2 separate regions of the Homo sapiens genome follow, and region 1 is linked to region 2. Evidence: chromatin contacts called from ENCODE Hi-C or POLR2A ChIA-PET data. All regions are on one chromosome and are shown on one strand. Each heading gives the region's core, a stretch centred on a gene start or an enhancer-like site at or near the end of the contact. The rest is flanking DNA. Distances are from core to core; before and after follow the strand shown.

Region 1 (5,190 bases), core at 2,504-5,003, 330 kb after region 2:
ATGAATGAATGAATGAATGAAACAAACACGATGAGGATACTGAATGTTCTCAAGATGAAAATGAAAGAATGACCTTTGGCTTTAACTGCACAGATACCTCCCTGGTTATCAGTGCAGGAGTGTTGAGGGTAGAAGCCAAACTGAACTCCTTCAGAAGTGGGTGGGAAATAGAGATAAAGACATGAGGAGAAGGTGGGTCCATACAGACCATAGCGATTGTAAAATGCTTTCCTTTCTATTATTGGGCATTATTCCAAAGCCACTTTCATGGCTCCAGGCCTCTTTCCTGTGGATGCACTGCACTATAATTTAATCAGCTCTATTGTTGAAAATGTGTAGCTTGCTCTTCTTTTCAAGATATGATGATCTGAGCCAGATGTTTTCATGTGCAGAAAAATTACATGCGGTGTGGCTCAAGGATAAAACTGGAACTATCAACCAACTCTTGCTTTTCTGTGGGGTGAGGGATTTTCTGTTTTTCTTCCCCCCGCAGCCCCCACCCATCTTGGTCAACGTTCTGCATCTGTCACTGAAAACCCCAGAGGATTAGAGCTGTTAGTAAAAATCCCAGTCAAGTCTGCTAAAGTTTGCATGAATAAGCTCAAACAGGCCGGGCACAGTGGCTCACGCCTGTAATCCCAGCACTTTGGGAGGCCGAGGAGGGCGGATCATGAGGTCAGGAGATGGAGACCATCTTGGCCAACATGGTGAAACCCCATCTCTACTAAAATATAAAAAATAAGCCAGGCATGGTGGCACGTGCCTGTCATCCTAGCTATTTGGGAGGCTCAGGCTGGGGAATCGCTTGAACCCAGGAGGCGGAGGTTGCAGTGAGCCGAGATTGCGCCACTGACCTCCAGCCTGGCGACAGAGCAAGACTCTGTCTCACAAAAAAAAACAAAAAAAGCTTAAACAGTGCAGGTCCCAAGGTGCCTTTTACCTCTCTCTGTTTGGAAGGAAGGATTTACGGTCATTTCTGTGACTGTCTGTATGTCCACAATACATTGGGTGATCCATACCATAGAAAAAACTTTATATCAGAAGAATCTGAGCTACCATATGATTTTTCAGTGACAATCCAGTTTTAATTCTTTTCCTGCATTTCTTAGTAAATATTCTCCCTTCCTCCTCAAAGATGCTACTGACAATATTTTTCACTCTGTTATTTGGAAGCAAGAAAGGAACTGAGTCTTTACCTCCCACATTCAGAATGATTCATTCATTAACATAAAACAAAAAGTAATAGTTAAGATTCCTCCCCAAAATTATCTTGCAGAATTAGCCCCGTGTGCAGTGTGGGGGTCTCTATTTTGTGCACGTATCTCTTGTGATATGTGGGGCCATCTAGGTGAGCTTCGGTCTAGAGGACCACTGAGCCACATGATGCAGACAAAACCCTTGTCCAGAGGCAAGGACAGAGTTCAAAACCCAGCCCTGACACTTATTGGCTGTGTAATCTTGGGCAAGTTATTTAACCTCTCAGTGCTTTAGTTTTTTTTTAATCTTTAGAAAAGGTGTGATGATAAGCTATTTCATGAGGTCAAGGTGAGAATTCGATAAGTTAATGCATGTGAAGTGCTTACAGGAGGCTCTGGCTTAGAACTGAAAGTTCAGTAAGTGTTGCTCTTACTATCATGAAGCCATTGGAACTGCAGTAATCATGGAGCTACCCCAGATGCCTGGACAGATGATGGGCAAGGACGCAGGCTGAGGTTGGTGAGAGATTATGGGCAATTACACAGGCTGAGGTTGGTGAGAGATGATGGGCAAGGACACAGGCTGAGGTTGGTGACTCTGACCGTGGGTTTGGATAGAAGCAGGACGTTGACTATTGCGTGGCATATTATGGATGCTCCTCAACTTACAATGGGACTAAGTCTGGAAAAACCCATCGTAAATTGAAAATATCCCTAAGTCGAAAATGAATTTAATACACCTAACCTACTGCACACTGTAGCTTAGTATAGCCTAACTTAAATGTATTCAGAACTTACACTAGCCTATAGTTGGGCAAAATCATCTAACGAACATATTTATTTATTTACTTATTTTGAGATGGAGTCTCGCTCTGTCGCCTAGGCTGGAGTACAGTGGCACGATCTTGGCTCACTGCAACCTCTTCTTCCTGGGTTCAAGCAATTCTCCTGCCTCAGCCTCCCTAGTAGCTGGGATTACAGGCGCCTGCCTCCACATCCGGCTAATTTTTTTGTATTTTTAGTAGAGATGGGGTTTCACCATATTGGTCAGGGTGGTCTCAAACTCCTGTCCTCAGGTGATCCACCTGCCTTGGCCTCCCAAAGTGCTGGGATTACAGGCATGAAACACTGTGCCCAGTCCGAGCCTCTTTTATAATGAAGAGTTGAACATCTTATGTAATTCACTGGATACTTTATTGAAAGTGTAAAGCAGAATGGTTGTATGGGTCCTTGAAATACAGTTTCTACTAAATGTGTGTTGCTTTTGCACCACCATATAGTGGAAAATCATTAAGTGGAACATTGTGAGTCAGGGACTATTAGATCCAACTGTCTCCTGACCAGGGTCCCCGCCACTTGCCCCATCCTTTCCCCACCAGAGGAACAACCTGGCCCCTGTGTTGTAGTTGGTTGGGGTTGTTGTTGGTTGTAGTTAGTGAGGAAGGGGAGATCATGAGTTGAAATAAAAGGGAAAAGGATTTAAAAAAAGAAAAGTCCTAAGTGGATTAATACAGGAACAGAAAATCAAATACTGCATGTTCTCACTTATAAGTACGAGCTGAACATCACGTACTCATGGATATAGAGATGGGAACAATAGACTTTGGGGACCACTAGAGTGGGGAAGGAGGGAGGAGAGGCAAGTTTGAAAACCTGACTGTTGGGTTTAATGTTCAGGACTATGCTCAGTACCCGGGTGATGGGATCATCTGTACCACAAACCTTGGCATCACACAATATACCCAGTGACAAACTTGTACACGTATCCAATGAATCTAAAATAAAAGTTGAAAAATAAAAATAAGAAGTTAAAAAAAGAATTAAAAAATAGAAAATGCTTATATTGGCCAGGTGCGGTGGTTCACGCCTGTAATCCCAGCACTTTGGGAGGCCAGGCAGATGGATCACATGAGGTTGGGAGTTTGAGACCAGCCTGGCCAGCATGGTGAAACCCAGTCTCTACTAAAAATAGCCGAGTGTGGTGGTGCACGCCTGTCATCTCAACTATTCAGGAGGTTGAGGTTGGGAGAATGGCTTGAGCTGGGAGGCAGAGGTTGCAGTGAGCTGAGATCGCTCCACTGCACTCCAGCCTGAGCAACAGAGCAAGACTCTGTCTCAAAAAAAAAAAAAAAAAAAGAAAAGAAAAGAAGGAAAGAAAACACTTATATAAATAGATAAATAGAATAAGGATATAAAAATATTTTTGTACAGCTATACAATGTATGTGTTTTTCAGCTAAGTCTTATTTCAAGAGTCAAAAAGTTAAAAATTTAAAAAGTGTTAAAGTGAAAAAAAAAAAAGAAGAAGAAAAGGACTATCTTTTGAGACCCTAACGGAAGTCAAAAGCACAGGTCTCTGTCTTGTGGTTTATGTTAGAAGTGCCTAGAGTAACATCTCAGCCCGCAGCAGTTGCACAGAGATCAGAGGAAGGCAGACACCGCCACCTCAGGAGGGGTCAAATCCAGGTAACCCCAGGAGCAGTGCATAAGCCTGTGGGGACACGACTGTCCTGCCACTGGGAGCCACAGAAGGTGCAACAGGAATGATGAAATCCTTTGCACAGGGCAGTGACATCGGAGGGTTCCTGTGAGACACATCCAGGACTCTGTGAACAGGAGCAGGAACAAGCCAGAAAGAGCCGATGAGCTGGGCTTGCAGAGACTCCACCAAGGATGGCTGGACCAGTGGCTATTACTTAGTTACTGTTATATTAGGTTGGTGCAAAACTAATTGTGGTTTTGGCCATTACTCTTAATTGTGAAAACCGCAATTACTTTTGCACCAACCTAATAATAATGTTTCCCAATTGTAACTTAGTCTGGTGTGACCTAGAGAAACAGGGAACCCACGAACATATACACATAACAATCACTTGTTCATTTTCACAGAAACTCATTCATCTACACAGTGACGGGTCAAGGTTTTCTGCCCTGATTTTTCCCTTCTGATTTCATTCACTCATTAGCTCAAGAAGCATTTATGGAATGCAAACTCTCTGTTAGGTCATTGCTAGAATTCATACCTTGAATATTTGTTAAATGAATCAATAAAGTTTAAAGTCTGAAGAGGGTGACAGACATAAAAATAACTTAGCACTATACTATGTAACAATAATTTTATAAAAGGAATAAATAAAATAATAAGGAGCCAAAGAAGAGAGACTATTATTTCTCTTGGGATGAGGAGTTGCTCTTGGCCACCTGAGAGGATGGGGAGAAGTTAGCTATTAAGAGCATGAGCAAGGATTTTGGATTCTGAAAGACATGGGTCCAGCTTTTCATTTACTGTGGATGTTGGGAAACTTAGCCATAATACGGCCTTAGTTTCTTCATCTGTAAAATTGGAATATTTCAGTGGGCTTTGTAAGGATTCCATAAAATAATGGGTGCAAAGTGCTTGCCAAATGTCTGATGTGTGTTAAACACTCAGTAAGTGGTGATAGCGGTTGTAGTTTCTATCATTGTTGCTGTTCTTCTTATAGTTAGTACATAAATCTCATAAGCGATTACGAGACACTTAAAAGCTCTTGCAGGTTTGCATAGTTGAGTAATTTGGTGAGATCAAAGCTAAGCTTTGGGTTTGGTTCTACATTTTCTCAGAAACAGTGGTTCTCAAAGTGTGAGTCTTCAGACCAGCATCACCCAGACACTTCTTACTGAAATAAAAATTCTTGGCCCCACCTCAAAAGTATTATTGCTAGAGACAGAGTCTTGCTGTGTTGTCCAGGCTGGAGTGCAGTGGCATGATCGTAGCTCACAGCAGTCTTGAGCTCCTGGGCTTAAGTGATCCACTCACCTCAGCCACCTCTATAGTAACTGGGACTATAGGTGTGCACCATCATGTTGGGATAATTTTAAAAATCTTTTGTAAAGACAAAGTCTCACTATGTTGCCCAGGCTGGTCTTGAACACAATTATGGAATCAGAACTCTTGGGGTGGGGCCCGATAATCTGTGTTTAGCAAGCTTTCCATATGATTCTATTGCATATTAAAG
Region 2 (5,687 bases), core at 2,776-5,275:
AATTTAGTATTACTGGTGTTTGCATTGTTCTCTACATTTCCACTCTGCCTTGCAATTCTTGTGAAATGACCAGGCAAGAGCTATTTAACCAAGAAATAGGAGAGCAAATGGACTTCAGCCATTAAAAAATCCCTGTACCTGTTACTTTTATTAAAAACCCACACCCATTTCTGTCAGATGAGGTCATGTCAATTCTTAAACTTTGCCTTTAGCCTAAAGGTAAAGGGAAGGGAAGCATGGTATAAAAGATTGATCTTATTTCCCCTTGCTGCTCTAGTTTTCTTCTTTTCCCTTTTTTTCCCTCATATTCTGTGCTTCAAACATCCTAATTTATTTACTCTTCTGGAAGTGTATGTTTGTAGTGCTAGTCCCTTTGCCTGGAATGTCTGTCTCCCCTATTTCTTCTGCCTAACTCTTGCTCATTGTTTAGGCTTCGTCTTAATTGTCTCTGCCTAATGGAAACCTTTTCCTTGCTCCCAGAACACTAGGTTTGATTTTTCCTAGTACTTCTATATATACTCCTGCATGACAGATAGCTTCTGTTTGATCTTCCTGATCTATGCTTTCCTTTTTCTCTCCTGTTCTGTGCCCGGTAGGCTTACTTGTATGGATTTTGTCAATCAGTATCTGTGACTTGGATCACAGTTCAGCTAGTGTAGAAAACAGGTAGATTGGAAGCAGTGAGAAAGGCCAATTCAGAATATTTATTTCCCTGGTTTCTTCGCTGTGAGGTTACCTTGGGTTGGCAGTGTCCGGACACAGGTACTGCCTCCTCCAGGTGGTCTTCTCTGTGTGACTTTCTGTTCCACATTGTTGTAATCTCTCCCACCCCTTGCCATTTGGATTTAGAAGTACTGCTCCTGCTGTTAGCGCTACTTCCTATATTTACCATGTTTTCCCCTTTCCCCTCATCACTCCATTGTGTTTACTTCCTTTGTATGTAAATGCTCTGTGAATGATTGTCATTGATTTATTGTATTAGTTTTTGATTGGAAGTCTAGCTAGTATATCCCCAACATGTATTATTTGTGATACTGCCTTCTCTCTCTCAAACAATTGCCTGTTTTTGCCTTTGCCCTCATTTTAGGTAAACAGGAGCCTCAGTCGGTGAAATTCTAAAGCACTCTACCCACTTTAGATAGGACAGTGCTGTTTTAGTTTATATTATATATTGAGAGTCTCTGTAAGACTTGATTTGAAATTAGGGTTGAATAATAAAAAAGGTTTGAAAATTAGTGACTACAAGGGAAAAAATCCTAAATTACTTTTAATGGCATTTAAAGGTTCTTTAAAGGTCTGGCATCTGGCGCCTGCCTTAATTTTTTGCCTTGTCCTAACTCTTCTTAGACTTTTAACTTCCAGGGATAACAAATGTTCTCTCCCATGTTAGTGTCTTGACATATGTTATTACAGACATGCATCACCTAGCTAATGCCCACTCTTCGTTTAGTTCTTATTAACCTAACTTTTTTAAAAGGGTGGTTTTCCCCTGTTTCTCCTTTCTGACCTGTTTCCTGTCAGCAAACATGCTATTAGGAGTCTCTGTTAACTATTTTTGTGGCATCCTATACTTTCCCTTCATAGCATTTATTATTTGAATTATATAGCTATTTGTCTGATTGTTCGGTATGTGCCTTCCATAGGAGGTCTATTATGGTCATTGCTCTATTCCCATTGTCTAGCATGCATGCATGCATTTATCCAACAAATAACAGGGAAGGATGTTAGAGTGGAAGGATAATCACATCATCTCTTTGGAGGAGTATGATGCAGAATTTAGGGCCATTAGAATTCTTTACTTCAGTTAATGAAAAATCAGTGTATCTTTTTAGAGAAATTTTATTGGATTGCAAGTTACAGGCATAGGACAAAAGAGCTTTTTATTTTGAACAGTTTGAGAATAACTTGCTGGTATGATGCTCTCATTGCCCCTAAATACTGTAGTGTGTATTTTCTTTTTTCCTTTTTTTTTTTGAGACAAGTTCTGGTCCTATCGCCTAGGCTGGACTGCAGTGGCGTGATCTTGGCTCACCGCAACCTCTGCGTCCCGGGCTCAAGTCATCCTGCCACCTCAGCCTCCTAAGTAGTTGGGACTGCAGGTGCATACCACCACGCCTGGCTAATTTTTGTATTTTTTGTAGAGACAGGGTTTTGCCATATTGCCCAGGCTGGTCTCAAACTTGTGAGCTCAAGTGATCCGCCTGCCTTGGCCTCCAAAGTGCTGGGATTATAGGTATGAGCCACCGTGCCCGGCCACGATGGTGTGTATTTTCTAGAAACAAATACATTTTACTGCATCACCGTATTACGCTCATCAAAGTCGGGTGATTACCACTGATACATTGCTACCATCTAATCAACAAATTCCATTCAAGTATGCCAGTTGTTCCAGTAGTTTCATAGGAAAGGATCCAGTTCAGAAACATTAAATGTCATGTCTCCTTCATCTTCCTCAGTCTGGCACAGTTCCTCAGTCTTCTCTTGACCTCATCTGACCTTGATCCTTTGTTTTTTGAGATGGAGTTTTGCTCTTGTTGCCCAGGCTGGAGTGCAATGGCACAATCTCGGCTCACCGCAGCCTCTGCCTCCTGGGTTCAAGTGATTCTCCCGCCTCAGCCTCCCCAGTAGCTGGGATTGCAGGCGTGTGCCACCATGTCTGGCTAATTTTGTATTTTTAGTAGAGATGGGGTTTCTCCATGTTGGTAAGGCTGGTCTCGAACTCCCGACCTCCCAAAGTGCTGGGATGACAGGCGTCAGCCACTGTGCCTGGCCCCTTGATTTTTTCTTTTTGAGGCAAGGTCCTGGTCTGTCACCCAGGCAGCAGTGTAATGGTCCTGTCATGGCTCGTTGCATCCTCCACCTCCTGGGCTCAAATGATCCTCCTGCCTTATTTTTTTGTTTTATTTTATAGAGATGAGTTCTCACTATGTTTCCCAGGCTGGTCTCAAACTGGAGGGTTCAACCATCCTCCCACCTTGGCCTACCAAAGTACTGGAATTATAGGTGTGAGCCACCGTGCGCGGCTGACCTTGATACTTTGGAAAATTTATAGCCAGTTGTTTTGTAGAATGTGTCTCCGTATGGGTATGTGTAATGCTTCCTTGTGATTAGATTCAGGAGTTTTGTTTTTGTTTTTGAGACACAGTCTCACTCTTTCCCCCAGGCTGGAGTGCAGTGGCGCGATCTTGGCCCACTGCAACCTCTGCCTCCAGGGTTCAAGCGATTCTCCTGCCTCAGCCTCTTGAGTAGCTGTGACTGTAGGCACACGCCACCATGCCCGGCTAATTTTTTGTATTTTTAGTAGAGACGGGGTTTCACCATGTTGGCCAGGCTGGTCTTGAACTCCTGACCTCAGGTGATACACCTAGGTTGGCCTCCCAAAGTGTTGGGATTACAGGCTTGAGCCACTGCGCCCGGCCCGATTCAGGTGATATATTAAGGATGACTTTTTGAAGGCAGTAGTTTCCTATTTAAAAGCTGCTCCCACTGTCTTAATTTTTTTTTTTTTTTTTTTTTACGTTTTTGTGGTTTATATTGTAAAATTGTTTTCCAAGTGTTTTTAGTTTTGTGTCTTTAGAATCTGTGATAATATGGAAATCTAGAGGAAGCCTGTAGAGAACTTGGCATGCCCATCAAGATGTGATGTCCCTAAAAATATTTTGAAAGAGAGCAGCAAAATGTACTGTCAGAGGAATTTTTTTCAATTAATTGGGAATAATTGATTTTGCTATAATTTGTCATTAAGATCATTTCTAATTGAAAAATTCTTTGGGTTTTGAATTGCAAATGGTACTTGAACTTCTAACGCATAAATAAGTATATTTAATTATGGCAGAACTTATTTCTAAAATAGCCTTCTTGGTTAAAACAAATTGTACACATTTCATCTCTCAGTTTTAGCTCTGAAATGATTTGAAAATCCAAACGAAGGCAGTCAGAATCACTGTTCTAAGCCTATTTTTAGATTTTTTCCCCTTCAGTTGGTTTCCTTTCTAGCCACCTGCAGTTTTATGTGCAGTTGCACGTGCTCATTTTTTCTAATTTCCCCCCTCCCCCGAAGCTTGGCAAGCAGCTTCTTTATTGCTTTTGGTTTGTTCTTTTTGAAGAGCACAGTGTAAATTATAAAGCCTTCATTGAGTATTTAAATGTATTTTAAAATATTTTTGAGAAAATGCAGCATAATTATGGAATACAGGACACTCTGCCTCTAAGAATCTTTTCTGATTATAGTTCTCGATATTATATTAATATACTATATATTAATATGCAGAATATATCTTTTTTATTCTTGCAGTTTTTTTCTGTTTTTAAAGATTTGTCTGGATGACAGAGCTTTGGGAGATGGAACTGGAAAAAAGCTAAAAAAATTGCCTCTTCTAAGAAATCATATAACTGGATTCACAAAAATACAGTGATACTTATTTTAATAGGAGTACTATTGAATTTACATTTAATGTAGTTAATGATATATTTGAATTCAAATGAAACAACATCATTTTGTGTTTTCTACTTATGTCATCTGTTCTGTCTCTTTTTTCTCCTTTCTTTCTTTTGGATTAACTTCCTTCGGAGATTTGTTACATGTGTACATGCTGACTCCTGCTTGTGGTGAATTTTTTTCCTTATGTGTTTTGTAAATTTGTGTTGTAAGCTTATTTTAAGATCTCATGTGTTGAGATCTCTGTGCCACTTAAGGGATATACCATTGATAAGCTAAGCTGAAGGTATATTCCCTGTTCTGCTAAGTGTTCTAGGATGCCGTCAGTCCAGGACTATTTATACTTTTTGAACCTGAAAACTTCATGGAAATGTGTATACTTTCTAGAACATTCCCCAACCCCACCTCAGTGTGTGCGCCTTAGTTTCCTATAGTTGCTGTAACAAATCACCGCAAATTTAGTGGCTTATAACATATCTTTATTATCTTACAGTTCTGGAGGTCAGAAGTTTGAAATGGGTTTCACTGAGCTAAAATTAATATGTGGATAGGGCTGTGTTCCTTCTAGAAGCACTAGGGGAGCATCTGTTCCCTTGCCTTTTTTCAGCTTCTAGAGGCCACCTGCACTTTTGGCGCATGACCCCTTCATCCATCTTTAAGTCACCAATGGCCAGTTGAGTCTTTTTCGTATGGCATCACTGATCAGTACTGACCCTCTGGCCTCCCTCTTTGGCTTGTAAGGACCCTCGTGATTTCATTTGATTCACCCCCCCCAATACTGGATAGCACCCCGTCTCAAGATTCTTAATCACATCTGCAAAGTCCCTTTTGCTATATCAGTTCTAACTTCCCACCTTCAGCAAGCCCAAAGGGTATTTTAATTTTGTCCCCATGTGGCATAAAAGTACAAGCTCCTTTGCTAGAGGCCAAAAAGCTACTACAGAGTAGCTGCAGCCTTGTTCATGTTTTCTGCTCTGAATTTTTGTCCTCTCTTTTTCCTAGTCTCCCTGGATTTTCTTTACTCTCTTTAGTTTTGGACTGTGAATTTTAAAAAGATGCTTTCATAGCATCTTTAAATCAAGCATTTTTAGGTAGTTTCTAGTGGGAGAGATTTCAGGTTATCTAATGTGCCATATTGCTCTAGTTGGCATTGCTTATATTAGTAAGGTAATAATGACTTTAACAAGACATAAAGTCTGTTACTTTGTTTTCCTATTATCCTTTAATTTAAAATGCTTTTAATGTCAAT

Evidence for each region. Hi-C counts contacts between places; a loop is a spot of excess contacts on that map. ChIA-PET counts read pairs that join two places held with the same protein, here RNA polymerase II (POLR2A).
Region 1: a loop to region 2 is called in a map with no recorded cell type, with 2.0 times the contacts of the local background. The contact joins two enhancer-like sites. A Hi-C loop is called at or near these places in 1 of 37 single-sample maps with no recorded cell type. POLR2A ChIA-PET finds 5 or more read pairs at or near these places in 1 of 52 experiments (GM12878).

The regions. Positions count from the first base shown.
Region 1 is chr10:26,467,401-26,472,590 of GRCh38, reverse strand. The region is part of intron 2 of APBB1IP (amyloid beta precursor protein binding family B member 1 interacting protein); the gene reads right to left. Among named protein-coding and RNA genes, the nearest start is that of APBB1IP, 32 kb to the right of the region's middle. Within about 2 kb of position 3,753, at least 7 of the 41 ENCODE cell types and tissues checked have a DNase peak (open chromatin) inside an H3K27ac peak, as active enhancers do.
Region 2 is chr10:26,797,834-26,803,520 of GRCh38, reverse strand. The region is part of intron 2 of ABI1 (abl interactor 1); the gene reads left to right. Among named protein-coding and RNA genes, the nearest start is that of ABI1, 60 kb to the left of the region's middle. Within about 2 kb of position 4,025, at least 6 of the 41 ENCODE cell types and tissues checked have a DNase peak (open chromatin) inside an H3K27ac peak, as active enhancers do.